Linked DNA regions of Homo sapiens: all the other regions are linked to region 2. Evidence: chromatin loops called from intact Hi-C (ENCODE). Cell type or tissue: dorsolateral prefrontal cortex. All regions are shown on one strand.

Region 1 (2,500 bases), 89 kb after region 2:
TGATCAAGTTTTTACCAAGAATTTACATATGCATCATCAAACAGTAGCTTGAAACTGAAGCTTGACCTTTGAGAAATAAAGCTTTTAAAGTAAATGTCTAAATTCTCTTTTCTTTATTATGTTACATTTCATTTACTTTAGGTTTTCTAGTGCAATTTAAATAAGAAATAAATAGAGAGTATGGTAATCAGGTACAAAGGCTGTGAAAATATTCCCTGCATTTTGCACAGGGAATATGTTCAAATTCCTAATCTGCAAAGAAGAAAAGTGCATTTTCTTTTTTGAAATGGCATTTGAAGATCTCTCCATCCATGAACATTCTTGAGCATATGGATTTTACAATAACAGCAGTGTATATTAGTTTTTTAATTTATCATTAACTGATAACATATACAGTAAAATATAATTTCCGTTTTCTTATCTAAGGGCAGAAAATCCCAACCTATTTCTGAATCTCACTTTGGAACAAGGACAGAATGACCTGACATGGCATTTTTGATTTCCAACGTTTAAACGCATAACGTTTGTGTGCTATGGAAGCATCTTAGCTTCTGGAATTTATGCTCGACACGAAACATAAACAATAAACAATTCAGTCCACGTTATATAGACATATCTCATATATATATGAGATATATATATATAAAATATCTTACGCACATGCACACTTAGACTTTCTCGGTTTTCATGAAACTCACAATCTACCTCAGGCGCTCAAAGGCACTCGGCCTCTCAGGTCTGAGGCACCACAGAGAGGCTTCCTTGGGCACAGTTGCTTGCTGGTCAAGACGCCAACTTGGCAAGGTTATGCTGCTGGCAAAGGCAGATTCGTCAGAATAAAGTCGCCACAGGCTCAACCAGGCAAATCATGAATGGCCCTTTCAGCAGGAGCCTGAGAGGAGGGATGTTATTCAGCCCAGCAACCCTATTTACTTTTTTTCAGGATCCCCAAACTCGCGTTTTTTAAGGCTTTCCGCTACAAGAGAGCCAGAATTGAAGCCTGGGTTGGCGGCAGTGCAGGTACCTGCTCACCTAAGCATCCCTCTTTTAATTTTCCTAACTCCTCCACCCACTTGCCCAAGTATAACTTTTGAATGGATTCAGCAGAAGTGAGGCAGGAAAGGCAGGAAGATGAGAAAAGGCGCGACATCAACACGCAGAGCTCACTGAGCCGCCTTGATGATAAAAGGCGGGCACAGGGACTACGTGGGTGGTGGCAGAAAGGGCGCGGGACACGCCTCGCAAAGAGGGAAGAGTGGGCGGGGCCACGTGCCGTTGTCAGAGTTCGCAACTCGAGCGCCCAGAGGGCTCGCGAAAAGTCCCAGCCTGCAAGCCAACCTCGCTCAGCGGACGACTGGCCGGATCCCAACGCGCTGCCCCTTGCCCAGCCTGCGAGCGCGTGGTACGAAGGCGCGTCTGCATCCATGCCCCAGCCCGGGGAGCTGGAGGCGCTCGCAGTCAGAGGCGAGTGATGCTAGGCTGAGCGCGTGGCGGCCCGTGTCGTGCCCCGCTGAGCCAAGTGCGGAAGGGCAGCGGCGCGCTCCGACTCTGCTCGCCGCACGCAGGGCGGGGCGCGGCTGGGGGGCGGGGGGCCTGGCCGCCCGCTGGGAGCTGCGGACGAGCAGGCGCGCTGAGGACCCGAGGGAGGACACGGTTAAAGCATTGCTATCAACTGTGAACCCAGAGAGCCCTCCTTAGCCAACACGCTAACTCCGAAGCCTCCCTTACGCCCCCGAACCACCGAAGGCGGCGACACCTGATTCAGCGCACAAACACAGGTCCCTTCTGTCCCGGATACAATTACGCGGCAGACACACACTCAAACTCGCGCGGGGCAGCCAAGAGACGAGGTGAGCGGAGGGACCACGCCGTTCCAGAGGGCGGAAGGGGGGGCGGTCTGGGTGGAGGAGAGGGGCGTTGTTTGCTCCCTGAGGTGAGTGCCGGGCGAATGGCTGCTGTCCAGGGGCGGGGGGGTGGGAATTAGAAAGCACAGACAGGGTTGGGCTGAGGAAGTTAGAAGTGGTTAGTGGGGGTTGGCGGGGTAGGGAGAAAGGCTAGGGGTTGAGGGGGTGTGAAGGAGATCTTTTTAGGCTGGCCCCTCATAGCGCCCGCGATCCTGTTTCTGCCATATGGCATCCGTTCGAGGGTTCTCTCGCGTTTGTGCGCTCAAGGCAGAGGGAGGGTATAACGGGGAGGCGATTCGGCCGAGGACCTTGTACTTGACCCCTGAAGGGATGGGCACCGCGGAGCCCAGAGGCCAGAGCCAGCTGCCAGGGCAGGGATGGAGGTGGGGGACCAGGAGGAGCTTCGGGACCTCTTCAACTCCCCTTTACTCCGTCTTCCCCCTAAGGAGGAACAAGAGCGGGATGTGTTGGGGGTGGGGAATGTCTTGGGGCTGTACAAGCTCGCTGAGACTTTTCGGGGCCCGCCGTTTCCGCGTGCCCGCGCGACTCTCGACAATGGACAGTGTACAGTGGTGGCAGGGTTTCACGGGTCCCCG
Region 2 (2,500 bases):
CATGGGGCAGGCTTTTTGCTGAGTGGAGCTGCTGTTTGACCTCCTGGGTCAAGCAGGTCTAGTCTTTACATATTTCTGAAATGCATGGAGTTGAGTGTCTCCCTGTCTTGGCTGTGTCATTGGGGTGGGCTCTGAAGGTTGGTATGTTGTCTAGGAAATCAAGCCAGGTTGAACCTCCCACTGTGCTTCTGAAGGCAACCAGCTCAGTTTTGCAGGTGACCTACGCAGTTGACTGGTATCTCTCACTGGGTACCACAGCTTGCAGGAACATAGAGGAACCACCAAAATCTGCACACTGGTCACTGAGAGCTCTGTCTTCTTTCTTTGTTTTTACTGGATCCTAGGTAGTACAGCTGTGCTATTAGTCTCAGTGTTCCCCCTGAGGTAAGACCAGAGGAAGCATCTCGGAATGCTAGGGAAGCTGGATGACTGACCACCTTCAGTTCTCTAGTCCCTCTGTAGAAACTGTGGACCCTGGGGAAATCCTCTCTGTGTAGCACTATGCCAACTTGCAGGGGGTGGGGCAGGGATAGCGTGGTTGAAGCATTACTATACTTACACTAATAATTTGCTTCTTATTTAGTTCTTTGGACCACATGGTTGTTTCCAGCTTGTTTTCAAGTCTTGGGATTTTAAAAAATGATACTCTGGTCTGTGGACAGTTGCTAGTTTAACTTTCTAGAGGAGGGGGGTGGAGAATGAGACTTCCTATTTCATTATCTTGCTAATGTCACTCAAACATGATTTCTTAGTCTTTCTGGGCCCTCCTCTCCCTAACAAAACACATTCCAAAAGAATGGTAAATATGATATCAGGATAAATGAAAAAGAAGACAATTATGTCAGAGGGAAAAAAACAACCTTATCAGATTTCATAGCAAATGATTTCAATTCGTATCTAACTTCTTTAGCCTTTTATATAATGTCAAACTCATTCTCCTGAGGAAAAGTAAGATTGTGCTTTTATCATTTAATATTAAGAACGCTCATCATTTTGTTTTGCAGAAATTTTAGCTTGAATGTTGATTAAATATTTAGGTGGTTGTTAAATTTGGTGTTAATTTGCAGGACTTCATTATTTCCAAGACTTCTAAGTTTATATTGTGATTTCTGAATCAAAATACTAGCTGGTCTCAAAACCTTCAAGGACACTCAACAATAGTTTGTATCAAGGAACACAAAATCTTTACTAGTAAAATTTCCAGCCCACTCAGTTAAAAACACCAGATAGCACTATTGAAAAGATGTGTGAAGAAATTGAGAGGGTAAGTATATTAAGGATTTTGATTAAAAAGTTTTAACCTTTACTTGAATCCATATCTTAATGTAATCTTTTTCTATTAGAAAATCTGGATCTCAATATGATATCACCTCCTAACAAGTTATATATTAGCAGCAAGTTTAATTTTTTTAGTTTAGAATATAATTGACAAAAGTTTGCTTAGTTTTGATTATATTTTCTGAGTTAATATTATTAGTATCTGTAAAGCTAAAAACAGTTGAATAATGAGCTTGAATATTTTAATGGCCTTACCTTGATTAGGTTGAAAAAGTAATGGTGGAGGGCGGAAATCATAAAGAAAGTAATTTCACAGCCAGCCAGCCAAACACATAAAGTACACAGTTTTATATTTTCCTGCTCCATAATTTGTCTATTATTTTGTATACACACTTATGCATAATAATGAACAAATTGTAGAATACTAAAATATAAAAGTTATTCAGTTAACCAAAATGAAATAAGCAGAAACAGTTTCATAGCCATTTTAAAATTTATAAAGTACTGCTACTGTCCTGCCTTAGTAAACTTACCAGTCAAACCAGCTGTTTCTTTCATTTCATCCAAAGGGGATCAAGTGAGAATGTGGTATAGCAATGGTACTCCTGCGAAAGGAAGAACAAGCCAAATAAGCTTGGTGAGGGTGGGTGCTCAAAAGTCCAGTGAAATGGGAAACCCAGGTGATCAGTGACAGTGGTGGAAGTATCATTAAAACTGTAGGACATTCGTGAGGAATGTGTTCTATTAATAGGGAAATCCCAGGAAATTATATCTTGCTGACTCCTTAAAAGGAGGAAATCAGTTGTAGGAACACAAGTCTATCTCTTTCTCTTCTCTGTGCTTCTTTTCTTTCCTTTCCTTTCTGCTTCTCTTCACAGGGCATGAATGAAAACTGGTTGGCAAGATACCAGGAAAAATTAGAATAAATGATCTGGACTAACTTGGAGAAAGAGGCCTTGGTAAGAACCAAGACTAGCTGATTTTCATACCTCTTCTGAAAAGCTCTCAAGCGTTTTCCATAGTGCAAGAGCTATTAATTTTACAAGTTAGCTAAATTGCCAAGTTTATTTTGTTAGTGTCCATCTTCTCTTTCTGAGTGCCTCTCCTATTTCCCCTTTTGATTCCCTTTATATTCTCTTCTCTTCTTTTCCAGGCAGCCAAAGGTCAAAACCTGCTAACTCACAGTTCTGACTTTTCCCTGATAAATTTCTTTTTTTTTTTT
Region 3 (2,500 bases), 150 kb after region 2:
TTTTTTAAGAAGCTACTTACAATTTTCTTGCATTGGGATGTGTTTTACATTGGCCACAATGAATAAAAAAAAATTGTTTATTTTCGGATAGGGGGATGAGTATATTTTTAAGAAGGCATTACCCAATGAGTGTCTTCTTTAAAAGTTTCAAGATCTTGCTTTCCACTTCTTTGAATATTTTTTCACCATCTTCCATTGTTTGACATCCCTAATATCAAAACATTACCTGAAAATAATGAAAATTTTATACTTTGGGAGTAGTTGCTCCCCGAGTCTGACTCTGGTACATTGCTTAGCTTCTGTTCTGCCCCATCTCCAGCCTCACAGAGCCAGGCTGCTTTACCGGCTTAAGCTGGACAGTACCACATGGAGGGACATGGGAGGACAACAAGCCCCTCACTACATTCTTCCTGTGGTCCAGTCAAGGCATTTGGTATATAATTACTCTAGGATAAGAAATCTGGCAATACTAGAAACAAATCAGTGTCTATCCGGATCACGATCATTAAAATAAATGCAAATACTTAACATATAGCATCTGATTATAGGAAATAGAATGTATATTATCCATATTTCCTTATTATGCTACCTTTTCCCATAAAAGACTTCAAACAGATGACTTAATCCTACAAGAAGATAAAATGATTATTTTTATTGTAAGGTTGTCTTTTCAAAAGACATAGAAAATTACTTTATAGCTATAAACAAAATTACTTTATAGATATCTGTTACTTAAGTTGCATAGGAATGGAATTATTCATTCTGATATAGTGAGGGGAGTGCCTATGAGTGTTGCTGATTTCTGGTTCAGTATTTGGTCCCTTATTGTGATCATTTTCTTTTCAATTTGAAGATGTCAGTTTTTCCCCTATACCCATAGAAGTAGTCCGGGATTGGGCATGTAAGCAGGTTGAGCCCAGATGTCGCTCCATTCCTGTCCTGCCATCTAGTGGAGAAATGTGCATGCAGTGCTGGTCTACGTACAAGACGATGCAATTTCTAAATTCCTGTATTGAGTGAAATGGAAGGCTTATTCTGTACCTTATCCACAAATATTCATAACTTACTTAAGAAGTAGTAGTACTGGTAGTAAATGGCCATTGATGAGTTACCAAAAAAGATGGGTCCTTAAAAATATGCTAAGTATAAGAGTAACAGAATCCCCAAAATGAAAAGTAATAAAATCTAACATTGCAAATATAAAAATGTAAAATAAAACTCTTTGGTATTGGCACAGAGATGGATAGATCATTGGAACAGAATAGAATTCAGAAACAGACTGTGAGGGTGGCATTTCAAATAATTGAGATGATGAGATATTAAATAACTAATGTTGACAAGACTGGCTAACCATTTGGTTAAAAATAAAGATGGATGTCACTGTTACTCTTTCCTTCAGAATAAATTCTCATTGGATAAAAGATTAAAACATTAAAGAAATGATGCTGTAAAATTATGAAAAGAAAATATGGACCATTTCAAAGATAATCTTGAAGTGAGAAAAGCTTGCTAATAACAGTAAACCCAGAGGCCATTTAAAAAAAGACATTTATCCTTCCAGCAAACAAACAAAAACAGTTATAAGAAAATTACAAAAAAATAATATCTAAAGGGTAAATTCTAGGTTCTATTCTTTAAAATGAATTAAATATTAATGAAATATTAAATATCGACAGAGTCGATATAGACAATATGAAAACAGACTATATAGACAATATGAAAACAATTTGAATTTGTTTCTCTGATTATTCATGTGAAACAAAGGTTCTTTTCATGTTTATGCCATTAAGTTGTCTTCTGTGAATTGGGTGCTTTCTGGTTTTCTGGTGGTGTTTGTGGTTTTATTCCCCCTATTTTATTTTAGTGTTAATCCTTTATTATGTGTATTGTAATATTTCTGCCAGTCTATTAATTATTTTGTTGATTTTTAAAATGTCTTTTTAAAATTATAATTCAGTTTAACTTTTAGGCTGGGCGTGGTGGCTTGTGCTTGTAATCACAGCACTTTGGGAGGCCAAGACGGGCAGATCACGAGGTCAGGAGATCAAGACCATCCTGGCTAACACGGTGAAACCCCATCTCTAGTAAAAATACAAAAAATTAGCCGGGCGTAGTGGGGGCACCTGTAGTCCCAGCTACTCGGGAGGCTGAGCCAGGAGAAAGGCGTGAACCCAGGAGGTGGAGCCTGCAGTAAGCCGAGATCGCACCACTGCACTCCAGCCTGGGTGACTGAGCGAGACTCTGTCTCAAAAAAAAAAAAAAAAAAAATTATAATTCAATTTAACTTTTAATCGCTCTTTGACTTCTACTAGCGGAGGGATAGAACCTCATATTTTTTTCTTCAATCAGTAGCTGATTGTCTCTGTCATCATGTTCCATTGTCCCCATTTATTCAGATTTCCTTCCTTCTTTGTCCTTTAGAAAAGTTTTCATGTTTTCTTCATGTATATTTGGTATATTTGGTATATTTCTGTTAGGTTTATTTGTAGGTCTTTATGAA

Evidence for each region. A loop is a pair of places that touch in the nucleus more often than their neighbours do. Peaks named below come from ENCODE experiments on the same cell type or tissue, not always from the same donor. Only the 100,000 strongest peaks of a DNase experiment are listed, where the experiment ranks them.
Region 1: it touches region 2 in a loop (3-fold over the local background); 5 of 110 quality-filtered maps call a loop at or near these places.
Region 3: it touches region 2 in a loop (8-fold over the local background); 16 of 110 quality-filtered maps call a loop at or near these places.

What each region holds. Positions count from the first base shown.
Region 1 is chr4:114,597,125-114,599,624 of GRCh38, forward strand. UGT8 (UDP glycosyltransferase 8) reads left to right here and starts at 1,683. Exons shown (of 6, transcript NM_001128174.3): 1 at 1,683-1,850. In dorsolateral prefrontal cortex, CTCF peaks have their summits at 1,225, 1,438 and 1,639; DNase peaks (open chromatin) are centred at 807, 1,337, 1,755 and 2,427; H3K4me3 peaks cover 2,239 bases; H3K27ac peaks cover 2,156 bases; H3K27me3 peaks cover 1,651 bases.
Region 2 is chr4:114,508,318-114,510,817 of GRCh38, forward strand. No RefSeq gene overlaps it. Among named protein-coding and RNA genes, the nearest start is that of UGT8, 89 kb to the right of the region's middle. In dorsolateral prefrontal cortex, a CTCF peak has its summit at 1,232; no DNase peak of the experiment used is centred here.
Region 3 is chr4:114,658,643-114,661,142 of GRCh38, forward strand. All of the region lies in intron 2 of UGT8 (UDP glycosyltransferase 8), which reads left to right. Among named protein-coding and RNA genes, the nearest start is that of MIR577, 3.1 kb to the left of the region's middle. In dorsolateral prefrontal cortex, CTCF peaks have their summits at 955 (motif pointing left) and 1,156; DNase peaks (open chromatin) are centred at 331 and 929; H3K4me3 peaks cover 1,833 bases; H3K27ac peaks cover 2,500 bases.